Regions from separate parts of the Homo sapiens genome. Here region 2 is linked to region 1. Evidence: chromatin contacts called from ENCODE Hi-C or POLR2A ChIA-PET data. All regions are on one chromosome and are shown on one strand. Each heading gives the region's core, a stretch centred on a gene start or an enhancer-like site at or near the end of the contact. The rest is flanking DNA. Distances are from core to core; before and after follow the strand shown. Region 1 holds the start of APMAP (adipocyte plasma membrane associated protein). Region 2 overlaps PYGB (glycogen phosphorylase B).

Evidence for each region. Hi-C counts contacts between places; a loop is a spot of excess contacts on that map. ChIA-PET counts read pairs that join two places held with the same protein, here RNA polymerase II (POLR2A). Pooled maps may share reads with other maps.
Region 2: a loop to region 1 is called in a map of posterior cingulate gyrus, with 2.9 times the contacts of the local background. The contact joins the enhancer-like site here to the promoter of APMAP in region 1. A Hi-C loop is called at or near these places in 6 of 168 maps with a recorded cell type or tissue (GM12878, OCI-LY7, Ramos and 3 more), 1 of 37 single-sample maps with no recorded cell type and 9 of 50 pooled maps. POLR2A ChIA-PET finds 5 or more read pairs at or near these places in 1 of 52 experiments (common myeloid progenitor, CD34-positive).

The regions. Positions count from the first base shown.
Region 1 is chr20:24,991,256-24,995,126 of GRCh38, reverse strand. APMAP (adipocyte plasma membrane associated protein) reads left to right here and starts at 2,376. Exons shown (of 9, transcript NM_020531.3): 1 at 2,376-2,533. The coding sequence starts at 2,439. RefSeq lists enhancers at 1,822-2,322, 2,235-2,474, 2,605-2,684, 2,705-2,764, 2,323-2,823.
Region 2 is chr20:25,271,613-25,275,412 of GRCh38, reverse strand. It overlaps PYGB (glycogen phosphorylase B), which reads right to left. Exons shown (of 20, transcript NM_002862.4): 5 at 690-821. Among named protein-coding and RNA genes, the nearest start is that of PYGB, 25 kb to the right of the region's middle. Within about 2 kb of position 2,257, at least 8 of the 41 ENCODE cell types and tissues checked have a DNase peak (open chromatin) inside an H3K27ac peak, as active enhancers do.

The DNA of each region.
Region 1 (3,871 bases), core at 1,127-3,626:
TTTGGTTGGTCTCACTCAGCGCTTCTCAACCAAGGGCTGTTTTGTCCTCCAGGGGCTATCTGTCAATGTCTGGCAACATTTTTTATCATCACGACTAGGTGGGATGCTACTGCCATCTAGTGGGGGAAGCCCAGGGATGCTGCTGAAACACCAGCGCACAGGAGAGGCCCCCCTCCGCCTCCTAACAGAATTATCTGGCCCAAAATATCAGTGGTGCTGAGAAACCTGATCAAATTAATCATAGTGGTCCCATTCCTCTGCCAACAACTGGCATCAGCACGATGAGAAACAAAGTCGGTCTGGTTGGAAGGTGGGGTGGGAGAACTGATAACTGAAACAAATACAACAAGCAAAGCGTGCTTCACCGTGACTTGAAAACAGAAAAACTGTACTGAACCCGTGCTATGCAGCACAAATGATCTAGCTCAGACCACTGTAACACCAACTACCTACGTGCTTCATGATAAGCCCACGAGCTGACCTCCTGATAACTCCGAATGGACTTACATGTCCCAGAGCTAAGGCCACGGTTCCTCCAGTGACTCCCGTTGTTAACGGATTCTGACCAACCCTGGGCAAGACTATCGATGGACTAACTCCAGCCCCCAAACCCCACAAGGAGTCTCCCATGACTCCCCCATTTTGAGGAACCTCACCGGTCCTCTGGTGCATTTCTTTGCTGCAGCAAGTTCAGTAAACCCAACTTACTGCCATTATTTTTCTTCTGAATGTGTCCCTGGGTGTTTGCAGTGCGTGGGCTTTAACACTGGGCATGGAACACAAATAGCTCCAATGCAGTGAGTTCAATGTTATGGCTGGGACATGTTTAAAGTGCCTTGAAGACAAAGAGGAAGATGTTCTGCTTGGGAAACTGGGAGAAGAATTTTCAGCAAGGATACTTGAAGTGGGTCCTGAATGATAAAAATAATTGGCCAAGTGGAGGTGAAGGAGAGTGTATCACAGGAAGAAGGAACCTCAAGGACAAAGGCAGCCAGGCATGAGATTAGACATGTTAAGCCATCCTGAATGTCTGAAATGGGGGGTGGGGAGCAAGAGGGATAGTCCAGACAGGCAGGAAGGCGTGAGATCATACAGTACTTTGTTAACACTATCCCTGATTTAATAGCTGTATTGGCTATTCTCAATGACACAGAATGAAGTAAAATGTTGTCGAGGCCTGAATTATTACCTGGGATCTCTGGAGAACTGGATTTGCACAGCTCTCCACTTCCCTCAAGCTGGTTCTTCCGCTCTTTGAATGAATAAATAAAAAGCATTCACATGGAATTCTAGTGCCATCTAGCATTTAAAAAGGTAAAAGCCTCCAAGAGGAAATTATTTCTTAACACTGCATTTTGAACATGGCTTTTCCAGAGATAATTCCTCGTGCCACTGGTAACGGGCTTTGATTTCTTCTGCCTGTCACTTCCTCCAGATTCGATTCCTCTTTGAATCTCAAATGCTCTCACAAGATTCAGCTCTTCCCTTTTGAAGCAATTATTACGTTTGATAATTTTACGTCTATTTTATGATGATGATCTGATTAAAGTCATCTTTCCCACTAGTTTAATTTCTATAAGGAGGGGCCTTGTCTGTGATTTGCCCACCATCGTCTCCCAGCACCTGGGAACATTTCTGGTTTCCTGCAATACTGTTGAAAGAACAATGCCTCTCTATGCTTTCTTAAACTTTGTTAGTGATAATTTCTACTTCTACCTGGACTTTACTTAAGGGTAATCCTTAATAAACTTTATCAAAACTTAATAAACTTTATCAAAACTTAATAAACTTTATCAAATGTCTGTTGTAATCGTCACAAAAAGATTTAATACTCAACATCTGGCCTTAACCAGAGGGAAACATTTTCTAGCCCAAGTTTTCCCCTTAACCGGCTGAGTCGGGGAAGGATGTAATTTTCAGGCAGAGGTGACTTCGTTCCAAGGGTGTGAATGCATTATTTTTGACGCTGCCTGTAAGAGCAGGGTCGCTGACACTGAATAAACAGCGCTATCCTCTCCAACGATAAAAGTGGCCAACATCTCGTGCTAGCAATTCCCAAGTGCGTCATGAGCATCCCCGTCCTCAGAAACGTGAGACGAAGGCGGCATGCGCAGGCACTGGGCTAGACGAGCCCGAGGTTGAACCACTCGCGTTCTGGGCCCCGGAGTCCGAGACAGGCGGGGACCCCGGCAGCTCCCGGTGCTATCTCTGAGCGGGTTCCGAGCCCCACTTCCGGGCGGTCAGAATTAGCCTCAGAGCGCCGAGCAACGACGCGCCGGGGACCTCCCGCCCATGAGGCCGGAAGGGGCGGGGAGAACGCTGCGGAATGGTCCCTGGGCGCAACGTCATTTCCGCGTACGGGGGAGGGCGGGCCTGGAGTCTGAGCCGGCGCCGCTCAGTGTGAGGTGGTTTCTGCGGGTGAGGCTGGCGCCCGTACCATGAGCGAGGCGGACGGGCTGCGACAGCGCCGGCCCCTGCGGCCGCAGGTCGTCACAGACGATGATGGCCAGGCCCCGGAGGCTAAGGACGGCAGGTAGGGCGGACTCCCAGACTGGGCGCTGGAGCCGGGCCGCTAGGAGTGGAGGGCGACCCTCTTGGACAGCGGCGACGGCAGTAACAGTAACCTGGGGATGCGGTGCCGAGCGCGTTGTCAGAGTCCTCTCGTTTCATCCCCAAGAAAAACTCATTTTTCCGAGGAAGCAGGCTCCGACAAGGCGGATGTACCTGCCAGGTCTTTCAGGTTCGGGTGCACCCTGCGCCCAGTCGCCGCGTTGTCCTCGGCTCTCCGGACCCGAGACCGCCTCGCGCCGCTCCTTTGCCTTCCCTCCCTCACTCCTGCCCCACCCTGCATAGCGGTTGCTTCCTCGCCTTTCCCTCGCTCCCCTCGCGCTGTCCTTCCTTTGGCTTAAATGATCCCCCTGAGCACAGCTACTTGGCCGGGGCCCTGCGTGTTCCTGGTTCCCCGCTCGCAATTTCCCGAAGGGAGGAGGTCCCACGAGATGCTGGGGTCCTGCCTCGTTATCCGGCGAAGAGATGGCTTCTACACTTGCTCTTCTGCACCTGCCCCCCTCACGCTGCGTGACCAGTCCTCACCGCGGTTCTTGGAAAGAGTGGAGAACAGTAGTGACATTGTAGGCAATTTTTGTGAGAATTCAGCCTGGCAGTTTTTCCTGATAGGGATGGAGAAACATAGGAAACTGTAGTTGTTGACACCTAAGAAATATCAGGTTTTGCCCTTTGCCTCCTCTCCCATCTTTCAGAATATAAGAATGCTGTGTTTTGTTAGCTAAAAACTGAATCATGATTCGTAAGCATAGATTTCAATATAAGATACTTAAAATTCACTTTTCAATTCTGTGTCCTGAATTTCATAACTTTTAAGTTTCAGGGAGAATCAAGAGGCCCCATAGACCAAGCTTGAAGTTGTGGGACTGATTGACTTATATTTGATAGAAATACTGGAAATATTTGTTCATCAGTAGTGTGCCAAGAGGTGGTGGGGTACATATGAATGAGAGGCAGTTTTTGCCCCTGTAGACTGAGTTTATTGACTGATGATAAGAGGAACACATTTGAAGGAGAGCGATGGCAGGAAGGAGCATTTAGGCTCTAGAGAGGCAATTTAGAGAGAAGACTTTGCGGTGATAGTTGACTCCTTGGGCCAGTGAAAAGATCGGGAAGATGCTCCCATATATCCTGACCAACCATCCTGCGTTGCCCTGGACTGGGGTTTCCAAGGATGTAGAACTTTCAGTGCTAAACCTGGGCAAACTGGGACAATCTGATCACCCTACTTACTGTGAATATTGTGAATTAATCATCTGTTGATGATTGAGGAGCCATTTAGAATGGACATGCAAGAATTGGCAAC
Region 2 (3,800 bases), core at 1,008-3,507, 280 kb before region 1:
TCTCCTGCCAGCCCCTGCCCTGCCCCAGTCATCCCGGCTTACAGCTGCCCGGAGCCTGGACTGGGTGCTCCCTCACGTGGCCTCTGCGTGCCTGGCACCCGTCGCTGCCGAGCACTCTAGGCTCTTGCCCTGATTCCCCATCAGCACCCTGCTGGGCAGGAGGGCCTGGCCCCATCCCCGGATGTCACCCAGGCCTCGCACACACTCCAGGGGCTCTGACAGTTGACGCTTTGAGAGCCATGGGCCACGTATGGCGCCAGGAGGCCAAGCGAGCTTGTCGTGTGCTCCACAGAGATAGTGGGAGCTGTTTTCGCCCACCCTGGGGGTCCGTGCCCCCATCCCATCAGAACACCCTCCTGCCTGCCCTTAAGCAGCGGGGTTCTCGTGAGCATCTGGCTGTGAGTGGACGCCCAGCTGCATTCTTAGCCCCAACACACAGCTCCTGCCCAGCGGGGCTTCCCCCATGGAGTCTCGCTGCTGTGCTCAGCGCTTCCACTGTTTGGGAAGCTCCCATCAAAGTGTAAGAGACTGGGGAGTGAGGAGAATAAACCTCCCCCGGCTTTTACCTTAAGTCCTCCAGGGAGGCAGCAAGCCCCCCAAGCCAAAAGAAGCTGAGCTGTCTACAAATGAGCCGCAGCAGCCCCCTCACCTGGCTCCAGCCTTGCCCGCAGACATTTCAGCCCAGGTACCTGTGTGTCCAGCCACTTCACGCCGTCGGGGGTGTGCTCCACGCGTCCGTAGAAGTGCACGGGAAGCATATACTCAGGCCGCGCTTTCTCCCAGGGGTTGCCGTAGCGCAGCCAGTCATCGGCCTCCTCTACCTGGAAAGAAGCCAGCTGTGAGGGCACCCTCAGCGCAGATGTCCCAGGCCACCGCCCTGTCCTGGACCCAGCAGACCGTGCGGTCGAGATCACACAGTGCCTGGCACTGAAATTTACCTACAGCCACTTACCAGGTCGGGATTCCCACTTCTGGCGAAGCCCACGTGGGTAAAATGAACACAGTGGACACTAAAGTAACAAACTCAAAATTTAGAAACACGTGCCCAAAAAGAAAGACACTAAGAACCACTGACTGACACATGCTCCGATCTGGATGGAGCTTGAAAAACCTACACTCAGTGAAAGAGGACAGACAAAAATACCACGCATCACACGAGGCTATTTACAGGAAAATGTTCAGAACAAGCACCTGCACAGAGACAGAAAGCGGGTGAGAGGCTGTCAGGGGCTGGGTGTGACTGCAAATTGGTGCAGGGCTTCTTTCTGGAGGGATGAAAATGTTCTCAAGATAGACAGTGGGGACGGTTATCCAACTCTGAATATACTGAAATCGACTCTCTATTTCAATAAAGCTGTTATAGAAGAATCACTAGAAGACATTGCTTTGACGGGGACACACTGGCCAGGCGGAGGCTCACGCCTACAGTCCCAGCACTCTGGGAAGCCAGGGTGGGAGGATCGCTTCAGCCCACAAGGTCGAAGCTGCAGTGAGCTATGACTGTACCACTGCACTCCAGCCTGGGCGACAGGGCAGGACCTATCTCTAAAAAAAAATTATTAAATTAAAATTAAAAAAGAAAGAAAGTGACACTGCAAATCCGCAAGTGCTGGGGCCAAGTTGGCAGCTGGCAGTGAGGACGCCCTGGATGCACCCAGGAAGACAAGCTGTTCCGGGAGGGCTTCCAAGAAGAAGCTTATTCCCAGAATCTGTGCCCAGTGGCACTAGAGACGAGTAACTACATGAAACCAACCCCCACACTAAAAGCGGCCCTGCAGATTCGAGCCACCCTTGCACAGAAGCACTAGGGGGCTGCTTTACCACCACGTGACAGAGTAACTCCATCTGGTACAGCAGCAAGGGCGGATTCTGAAGTCTCAATTACTAAAACTGAAATGAGATCAAGTCTCTTCTCTTCAGAATGAACAGGCAGCCCTAGTATGCTACACTGAGGGATTTCCTCTTCATGGTTCCTACACAGACGCCAAGAGTCACGAGCAAGACTGTCTGGGCTGTGCTCTTCCGGAGGCCCCTCCGCACAGCAGGCCCCTCCGCACAGCAGGCACCTCCCCATGGTACTCCCAGCAAGACCCTTCTGGTGGCGTCTCCTTGTCCGCTGTGAGATTCCCCAACACCAGGGCCTGGCCATCTGCAGAGTTAGTCCAGGAGTCGTCGGCAGAAGCAACAGCTTCCCACATACAAAGGCAGCCTGAGTCTCCCTTGCAGGGCCTCCCTGCCCCCTTGGCCAGGGTGCCAAGCAGGCTGGCCTGCGGCCCCTCTGGCCACATGCTGCTGGCCAACCCTGCCTGTATTTACTTCTTCCATGGCTAAAGCCAACTAAAAACCCACTGAATCTGAACAGTTCCCATGAAAAGGGGATGGGAGGAGGGGTGAGCTTCACTTACTGATCATCCTAAACTATCACACAAAGTTGCAAGAGTTACAGGAACGAGGACCACCAGAAGGAAAAATGTCTCCCTGGTAAAACAAAAACCACCACCAATACCTTCCTGCTGGAAACCCTAACACCAGCTAGGCGAAGGGGAGCCTCTGAGCTTCTGCCTTATAAACCCACACGTGACATGGGGACTGCTGGGGGCCAGAATGAATCAGAGCATCAACATGTGCATGGACTGGACTGCCCTGGAGCTCAGGCACGCGGAGGGCTGGGGCAGAGCTGTCCGGAGGCAGTGGAGAAAGGCGCCTTTCTAAGGTTGCAGAGGGCATCTCCACAAATCAAGCAATGGATCCGAGTCCGTTTTAGGTTACTTTTAGCCATTTCTTTTCTTTACCAACATTTTATTATGAGCGTTTTCAAACATGCAGAAACATTATGCACCCACACCTAGGTGCTGTAAATGGTCTGTTGTTTCTCCGTCCACCAATCCATTGATTTTGGGGTGCATTTAAAGCAAGCTGCAGATATGAGTCCACATTCCCACTAAACGCATCGCTGTGCGTGTCATGGACAGCAGCTCCTTGCGTTTATGTTTTGGGTTAATTTCTCCATGGTGAGATACATGAGTCTTACAGACGCCATGGACGAGCCCTGGAGGCTGCACCTGCCGTTGAGGCCCAACCCCCCTTGCCACTCCCACCCCAAGGATATCTCTACTACCCGTCATGCACACATTCATTGGGGTTGTACATTCTGATGCTACAAATCTTTTGATTCTAATCCCAGACCAGCTTTATTTGTGACTTTTAGGCCCCAAATGATATTAAATAAACCATTTTCTAACCGAATGGAATAGTGGTGACTTTCATTCTGAGGCACATGGGAAGGGAGCTGCTCGCCAGGGAGGAGGAGGTTGCATTTTAAGACCACGCCCTCCTCCCGGCCATGGTCTCAACCATCTCACTTAGCTGTAGTGTGAGGCTTCAAGATCGAGGCTCACTCCTTCCAAGGGCCACTGTACTATGCAGAGTCCAGCCTCTAACCCCAAGGACACTGTCCCCTCACTGGGGTCAGGGAGTGAAGGGAGAAGGTGGGAGCAAAAGCTACAACTGCTCTTCTAACTACTTAGGGCCAACATCCCACTGAGGCTGACCCCGAAAGTACCACCCTGCACTCTGCATTTTGGTGCAGAGGGTCACCAGAGTGACCCTCACTGCCCGGCTGCTACTGGCCCTGTCTGGGAGCTGCTGTAAGGCTCACCCAGGATTCTGTGTCCTGCACGCCCCAACTTCCCTGTCACCAGGCAGAGGCAGCTGGCAAAAAGCTCACACAGGGCCCAGGCTCTCCCAGGCCATGTGGACCAAGAAGCCGGAGCAAGGATGCTACCCTGACCTGCTCCACA